Regions from separate parts of the Homo sapiens genome. Here region 1 is linked to region 2. A link is an interaction called in ENCODE POLR2A ChIA-PET data of the cell type or tissue named here. Cell type or tissue: MCF 10A. All regions are shown on one strand. Links, peaks and the distances in the headings refer to the core of each region. The heading gives the core; the rest is flanking DNA.

Region 1 (4,396 bases), core at 104-4,103, 410 kb after region 2:
ACAAAACAGAACAAACCTTCCACACAACCCAAACTGAAATACTCTCAAGTGCTGGGGTTGCTTCCTTCATTGCTGATTCTCTCACTTAAAACTAAGGTATCATTTACATAATTTTAATTTTAAGAAGCAGCTGATACCAGTGAAGAACCAGTGAAGCCCATGCTTTGCTTTTATTTGGGCTTACACATTTTGTGGCCATCTGTTATCCAAGAAAGTTGCAAACTCAAATAAGAGATGGGAAAACTGTAAATCAGATGGTGTTTTTCATCCTTTGGGTGGGGAGCTAATGATAAAAGATTCCGGGAAAGTTTCAGCTGGGTAAGGTCGTCGCAAAAATGAAACTTGGCCTCCCTTGTGAGGTGCAGCCTTTCCACCTGCAGAAGGAATTTAGCATTTGACCTAGAGGTTCGGGTGTATTTTATTCTTCAAATAGGTCATTAAGAACTCTAGCTTTTCCTAGCTTCTTCTATGGGTATTAAAACGATTCAAAACAATTCAATTTAATATACCTTTTAATTTTTTAAATCGTGTCTGGCAACATTCCATCAAGGAAGCATCTTTCAGTACCACGGCTACGACAGAGCCCTCATTTCTAGCCACCATCTCCTTTGGGTGTAACCACAGGACCTAAGCAATCAGTTTTCTGGGAATGGATTTTCAGAGGTCATGATAGAAAACAGGTTCAAATACAATGGCTATGCCTGGCTTCAACAATGCAGCACCAACTGTGCTAGAACAGCTCTCCACTTTTTAAAATATTCTCGAAAATCTTGATACAGAAAAAAATGACGCAAGAGCCTAAATAACGTACACATGACAGAACGTGGTTCTTTGTCAAATTACTTTAACTTGCACAGGCCCAGATAAGCAGTTATTTTTTGGTTTGGTTTGGTTCTGTTGACTTGCCAAACAAACTTCAACATCCTTGTTTCTTGCCCCATCCACCTTGCAAGTTACCTCTTTGGATTCACAAAGACAAGAGGTGAACGGTTAACGGCAGAGCCATTGGGAGACAAAGCATCATATCCCATGATCATAAATCTCTTTCAAGGCAAGTTAAACTAAATTCTACAGCTCCCAAATTCAGCATTCATCTTCAATTAGATAAAATGACATTCACATCTATTTGTACTCTCTCCATTTCCCAACACATTTATCTCATGAAATAAAAACTGAAAGATACTACTGTCCTAAACATGCACATTATTTTCAAAAAGAGTTAATGAATCAGGCTAATTTAATAGGCCTTTTATTGGAATTCACTTTTAATATAAATTCTTTAACATGTGTGAGCAATATTTTTCAAGAGACAGGTGAGAAAGAAAATGAGGAAAAAAGAGTCACTACTCAACTATAGTAGTAATTTCCCAACCCAAAGCAAAGTAGGAAAAATTTTACGTTAATTGTAAAAAGAATTTTATTTTGATTTTATAATCAGATATTGGGCATATTATAGCTCCTTTGCAGAGCTCTTCCCTTTTGGAGAAAGGAGTTTCATTTCGTTTATGATTCTGATTCAATGGACAAGCAACCCCAGTGTAAACTAGTATCCTCACCTCTGTGAGGACCAAGGCTGCAGCCAGAGTAAGAAAGTTGGGAATTTCCAACAACTGCTAGATTCAAATGGTTGCTTAGATTTAGAAGCCACAGAACGAGATGAGAAAAAAGTCCCAAAGGGCAAGCAAGGCAGTGTGGCTAAGTGTTGATGGTGGCAAAAAGAGTAACATGAGTGAAGGAAGTTGGCAGGGAGTGGGGGGCCCATGGTGGCACTGGCCTCAGGGCCATGCAGATACAGGCATAAGGCCCAGCTGAGCACAGGGTCTGCATTTAGATGGTCCAATAGATGGTTAGGCCCTAGCATGGGACAGGTGGCCTTTCAGGTCAGGTGAGAGCACACAGGTCCTTTAACCCATTTAAAAGACCTAGGGTGTGGGAATGAATGAGTGAAGCCATCTGGGAACATGTCAGGACTGAAAATGTGGGGCAAGAACTTCAGAGAAGGGGCCTTGGGTTCTGCAGACTCTTGCCTCATTCTAAGCTGCTAAGTTCTTCTCTATTGAAAAACCAAAAATCAGATGGGTCCCACAGCCACGTGGTGGGCCTGAGCCTCCTGGTTTGGATTGCAGGCAGGGGCTGAATGCACAGGGTGTTAAGTGGCTCAAGGCCAAGATTGAAAGAATGGACGCAGGGGTGACAGATATGTAACAATGCGTAACATCCAGGCACTATCCAGTCTGATACCACAGCAGGGTCTGGAAGCACTTGCTGTTGCTAGATTATGGGAGGGTCTGGCAGGCCCCAGTGGGGACAAGGCTGCCTACACAGGATGGGAAACACTGGCAGGGGTATTGGGGGATCAGCTATTTATCAACCACTGCTAAAATAAACTGCTGTGAGTCAGCCCTGGGAGCAGGGGCAGACAGGTTATTCCCGCCTTCCAGTTGGCACTCTGTCCACATCTGTGTGAAAGGGATATTGCTTAAGAAAGGAAAATAAGGCTGAGGGTGGAGCCAGGAGGAGCTTGTTTTTGTCAAATTTCTCGAACATTTGCTTTGCTGGTTAGCACAAACAAAAGCTTGTGCTTTTGCGATTAGGAATCGTGTCTCTTTGTTGTTGTGGCATGGTTGAGGGAAAAGAAAGTCCTAGACTTCTCCGCCCTGTCAAGCACGTTTGGATTTCTTTTAGGAGGTGAGATCAGGAGGGAACTTTTGAACACTTTAGAGTAACTAATTTGACAGCTGCCCAAGTGATATGTCTATAACTATCCTCTATTATAGCCAGGCATGGGCCCTCTTTCTTATTCCTTTTTTTAAGATATAAGGGAAAATAAGGGTGAGATGGAAAGGTCTTAGTAAATGCATTAAACGTCATGATTCATGTGAGTAATAAGGCTTAGGCAAGATCCATGTCAAACCCCCCACAGCATCTTGGTATGAGATTCAGGAAAGAAAGGAGCCTCTGTGTGTGGGTTTTCTGCTGGAGGCAGTGTGAGCAACAAAGACCTGTGTGTCCAGGAGGGGCAAGGTGACGAAAGGTACTCACTCACCCAAAGAGGAGACTTTTACCCTCGTTAGGAAAGAGGGCAATGGGTGTGTTGGAACTGGCTCCTACCAGCTCTCAAATGTTAAATTTTCAGGGATTCAGGGAGCCAGTTGTTAAATACAGTTATTATTAAAATTTAAAATACAAAGTTGCAATTAAGTAAATTATACTGAGAAAGGTAATACTCACAACTCATCACTTATATTGATGATCTACGTTCTTGAGATGATGTTCTGCATCTATATGGCAGAAGTACTACTACACAATGGTGTGCTGCTCTTCCCAATTCCATGTTCAGGGATACCACAAAATTGGCCCTAGTGGGGGTATTTACTTCTTGGAAATCAACCAACATTGCAAATCAGGGTTTGATTTCTCATTCTGTTGATTATCTAGACTTAAGAAAATGATGAAGGAATGTCAATGATGCAGATTAAACTTAAAGGGAGTCTGTAAAATTTAAAAGTGTCTGTAGTCATTATATCATGAATAACATTAAAAAAAGGAAAATATTCTTCCAGTATTTAAAACTGTTATACGATCAGCAAAGAAGGTGCTCATGCCATTGGTGAATGAAGTTATACTCAGTACTGAAGCTGAAAGAGGTTTCAGTTTATCCCAGTTATGCCTAGTGTTCCATTATTGGAACGCTAAGCTTGTGGGAGTTATTTATATCCTACTGCTCAAGGTCATCGCCAAGGTCTGATTTTTCACAAAAAAATTTGCAACCACCGGCATAAATGGGTTAATAGATACAAAGATGAAAAATAGTTTAGTGATCACATGTCAGATTTAATGACAATAAATTTATTGGGAAAAGGTTAGTGGACTGATGAAATTCCACGCATCAAATCATGGCTAACCATAGGTTAGCTATGGCTACAAGAGCTCAAAGTATCAAAAGTATTCTGTGAGAATGGATTGGCTATATGGAATTTACAATAAACAGTGTTGATATTTTATTATTATTTGTAAACTGTGTGCTATACATCCTTTATATCAGTGAAGTTTATAATTAACTTATATATGCATTTGTACACACACTTTTTACTGGAAAGCTGGTTGTTAAACATTTACCAACGTGCAACTTATTGAGGGTGCTGCAAATGCAGGCCTCGGGGAGGGGTTTGTTCTCCCTATTTCTCACTGCTAAAGGGCTAAAGGGTTAGTACTTCTTTTAAAACTTTGAGCCAGGCATGGTGGCTCATGCCTATAATCCCAGGGAGGCAGAGGTGGGAGGACTGTTTGAGGCGAGGAGTTCAAGACCAGTCTGGGCAATGAAGTGAGACCCTGTCTCTACCAAAAATTAAAAAATTAACTGGGCATGGTGATGTGCACCTGTGGTCCCAGCTAC
Region 2 (4,396 bases), core at 317-4,316:
CACATGCACTGCCCTTAGCGTATTTTCATGTTAAAAGGCTTTAGCAGACAGTAACAAATTCCTGACAGCTACAACTGATAACTTGAGATGAGAAAAAGTATTCCATTTCAATTTTCAGACAGGTCTGGCTTGGGAACAAACCAGCTGAAGGACAGGGAGGGCAAATTTCCAGTACAACTCTCCCTATAAAAGCAATAAAGTTACTACCAATGGAGAGCAATCAAATATCCACCAGAACTCTGAAAGCCACTGGGTATCTCATCCCACTCCACTCACAGGGGCCCGTGCAGAAAGCCACCATTTGCATATAAACTTCCCTATGAAGTCTATGCCTTAGTTTTTCTACCTCAGAGAAAAATGAGAGGCTTCTGATAGGAATGGGGCCCCTTCAGCCTCGAGAGAAGATCTGCAGAGTTGGGAATATCTATTAACATAGACGGCACTTCCAAACTGCAGGAAGAGCACACAGCCGAACCCCAGACCTAGGCCCCCAGGCTAAGACACGGCCATTTATTTCGTGAAAGTGAAAATGAGTAAAAGTTAAGTGAAAGACTATTACGCAGAAACGATCAACCCCAGTACATGAATTTGGACTGACCTCTTTACAATTTAATTATAGGAGGTTATATTTACCAGCACAACACTGAATATGGCCTCTTAACTCTCACAAGCTTCTCATGGCTTCTTCTGACTCCCCATCCTTACACAACCATTCCATAGTGAAAACATCCATCTCTCAGACTCATCCACCTTCCACCCTTCTTGCCTTGGCCCGATTTCGTTTCTGGTCTTTTTTTTTTCTTTTTTTTTTTTTTTTGAGGCAGAGTCTCGCTCTGTCGCCCAGGCTGGAGTGCAGTGGCGCGATCCAGGCTCACTGCAAGCTCCGCCTCCCGGGTTCACGCCATTCTTCTGCCTCAGCCTCCCAAGTAGCTGGGACTACAGGCGCCCGCCACCACACCTGGCTAATTTTTTGTATTTTTAGTAGAGACGGGATTTCACCATGTTAGCCAGGATGGTCTTGATCTCCTGACCTCATGATTCACCCGCCTCGGCCTCCCAAAGTGCTTGGATTACAGGCGTGAACCACCGCGCCAGGCCCGTTTCTGGTCTCTTAAAGCTGCCTCCGAACTGTTTTCCTTACTTTCCATCTGTTCCCACTCTCACCCTTCCTTAAGGCTACAACCAGAAGGATCTTTCTTAGATTAATGAGTCTTACCACATTACCTTCAATGTGGGCTTTCTATCATATAGTCCCCTACTACACCTAGAATGCCAACTCTTGTTGCTGCCTGCAAATTTCTATTCATCTTTTAATATCCAACTGAAACAAACCCTTCCATTACGCGAAGTTAGTGATTCCCTGGTCGTGCTCCTTACGTTCTGAACCTGCTCTGATAACCCCCGCCACATTCTGGCATCACTTCTTTCCCAACCAACATCTCTACTACTCCCTAAAGTACTACTACACGGCAGGAGCTTTATCCTGTAATTTCTGTTACCTCAGTCCCCAGGACACAGCCTAGCACCTGGGACATAATAACTGTTAACTGAATGGACAGGCCAGAAACATGTGGACAGAGTGGATGCAGTATTTCTTTCTGAAGCTCGTGATCTTCAAAAAGAGCTTTGTTTTTTGTTTGTTTGTTTTGTTTTGAGACAGAATCTCACTCTGTCACCGAGGCTGGAGTACAGTGTCACGCTCTTGACTCACTGCAGCCTCCACTTCCCAGGTTCAAGCAATTCTCCTGTCTCAGCCTCCCGAGCAGCTGGGACTACAGGCGTGCATTACCACACCCGGCTAATTTTTGTATTTTTAGTAGAGACGGTGTTTCACTATGTTAGCCAGGCTGGTCTCAAACTCCTGACCTCAGGTGATCCACTGGCCTCTGCCTCCCAAAGTGCTAAGATTATAGGCGTAAGCCACCATGCCCGGCTCCCAGTTTTTTTTTTTAATAAGTAAATTGGAATGAAAAATATTGTTTTGAGAAAAAAGAATATTTGGGAATTGTCCCAAGTCTATGAAAAACAATGCTCAGAGTTCTGTCCTAACTTGCTTGTGTGGTGACGTGTCTTTTGTCAAAAGGAATTTATAAGTCTGTTTCCCCAGTTTGAGCGGCACAGATTTTCTGTTGAGAAACCATTTTATGTCACGTGTGTGGTTTCTCATCCAAGCTTCCTAATTGCAAAATATTATCACTCTATAACCAACAAGCAAACAACGAAAATATTTTTAACTGTACTGCCTGGGCTTAGAGAAACTCTCTTAGAGACTTTAATATTAGAGAATCAGAAATGTTTGGCTCTAGAAAACACTTTAGAGACAATTTCATCTAACAATTTCAATTTTGCTGATGACAAAATGAAAGCAAAAAGAAACCAAAAGACGTGCACAAGGCCACAACACTTGTGGGTTTACTAAGAATATCCTGACTCTGAAGCAGTGCTCATTTTAAAACCAATCTATAATAAACTTTTGTTTTACATGAACGTTTTACTTAAAATGTTAAAATTTATCTTCAAAGTAATCCCATCATTAACATTTAGTAAACACATGAAACATGTCTTTAATTTGCTGCCAGTATGATTTGAATCCAAAAGTATTCTTAATTAAAGAAAACCAATTCAGATATATTTGGAATTTATATCTCAGAGGCTATTCTGATCACAATTACACAATCGAAAAGTAAAGGTTGGTTTTCTCCCTTAAAGGATCAAGGGCCTAGGGATATTCTTGGAGGCCATGTAGCATCGTCCACATTAAGCATTATTACCCAAGGACAATACAGTGCTCCAAATGCCCCTAAAAAGTAGAATCCTATTTGTCACACATTTCTCCTGAGTGTATTACAAGTTTCACAAAAGGAAGTCCCGTATTAACACAGAACCCAGAACTTCTGTTATTAGGTCTCATGAGGATGTGTTGTAAGTCATTAAGTGACAGTATTGTCTTCAAAATCCCATAGATTAGGCTGGGCACGGTGGCTCACACCTGTAATCCCAGCACTTTGGGAGTCCCAGGAGGGCAGATCATCTGAGGTCAGGAGTTCGAGACCAGCCTGGCCAACATGGTGAAAACCAGTCTCTACTAAAAAAATACAAAAAAATTAGCGGGCGTGGTGGCAGGCACCAGCTGCTTGGGAGGCTGAGGCAGGAGAATCGCTTGAACTCTGGAGGCAGAGGTTTCACTGAGATGAGATCGCGCCATTGCACTCTAGCCTGGGCAACAAGGGCAAAACTCAGTCTCAAAAAAAAAAAAAAGAAGAAGGAAGAAAGAAGGAAGAAGAGGAAGAGAAGGAAGAAGAAGAGGAAGAGGAGGAAGAAGAAGGAGGAGGAGAAGAAGAAGGAGAAGGAGAAGGGAGAAGGGAGAAGGGAGAAGGGAGAAAGAAGGAAGAAGGAAGAAGAAGGAGAGAAAGAGAGACCAGAGATGCGTGAACACAAAGGAAAGGCCGTGTGAGGACACAATGAGAAGACGGCCATCTACAAGCCAAGGAGAGAGGTACCAGGAGTAACTAAACCTGTTAATACCTTGATCTCTTGGGCTTCCAGGCTGCAGAACTGGGAGAAAATTAATTTCTGTTGTTTAATCCACCCAGTATTCTATTATGGCAGCCCTACCAGACTAGTATAACCTATCTGTAGCTTCCAAAGAGACTCTAATCTCATTGAGAACAGTAGCCAAAACTGCCCTGTCCGTTACTGAGGACCCGATGCCTGGCCCAGGGCAGGGGCTCAATGAAAAAATAACAGAAAGCCCTTTTCTTGTTTGCAGAAATTAAAATAATAATAATTTTAAGCACACAGCCAAAGAGTATGAGGGGAGTAGCTACTTTTCATATTAATAGCTAAGTGGGCAAGAAAGGAAGAGGGTAACCAATTATACCGTCCCTTTTACTCTCAACAGATTTTTAAATATGCTTGCAGCATAAACTTTTGGACATTATAAGTAGTTAATTTCAAGATAATTATGGATGAAGAGTAAGTTAATTAAGTTGTTTGCTTTTATACACTAGGGTATATATGAGTTTGCTGGGCTTGAGAAAAAGTCACTGTGGGATGTGCATCATTAATCAACTTGCGCTTAGAGGCTGAACGTTAACAAAGGACACATCAAAGCTGAGTTAGTTGTATTTAACTCTGCATTTCATAATACAACACTTTCCAAAGGTGATCTTTGCCAAAGAAAAATAGATCCGCTTTTTCTTGTTATGACAAATGTACCATTACTCTCCGACTTTTACCCTGCTAAGTCCGTGATGCAGTGAAAGTTTACCAAAATAACCTCTAAGGCAGATAAACTAGTTGGTGGAATAGTCAGCACAAGAATGGGTGGTTTTCCAGGGACTGAAATCAGAAACTGAAAGGTGGCACAAAAATAAATACATTCTGGAGCTTTAAT

The links. ChIA-PET counts read pairs that join two places held together with the same protein. Peaks named below come from ENCODE experiments on the same cell type or tissue, not always from the same donor. Only the 100,000 strongest peaks of a DNase experiment are listed, where the experiment ranks them.
Region 1: POLR2A ChIA-PET joins it to region 2 with 5 read pairs; 1 of 35 experiments calls an interaction of 5 or more read pairs at or near these places.

The regions. Positions count from the first base shown.
Region 1 is chr11:12,429,108-12,433,503 of GRCh38, reverse strand. The region is part of intron 1 of PARVA (parvin alpha); the gene reads right to left. Among named protein-coding and RNA genes, the nearest start is that of PARVA, 54 kb to the right of the region's middle. In MCF 10A, for the core only: no CTCF peak of the experiment used is centred there; DNase peaks (open chromatin) are centred at 2,443 and 2,973.
Region 2 is chr11:12,836,668-12,841,063 of GRCh38, reverse strand. The region is part of intron 3 of TEAD1 (TEA domain transcription factor 1); the gene reads right to left. Among named protein-coding and RNA genes, the nearest start is that of TEAD1-AS1, 84 kb to the left of the region's middle. In MCF 10A, for the core only: no CTCF peak of the experiment used is centred there; a DNase peak (open chromatin) is centred at 2,093.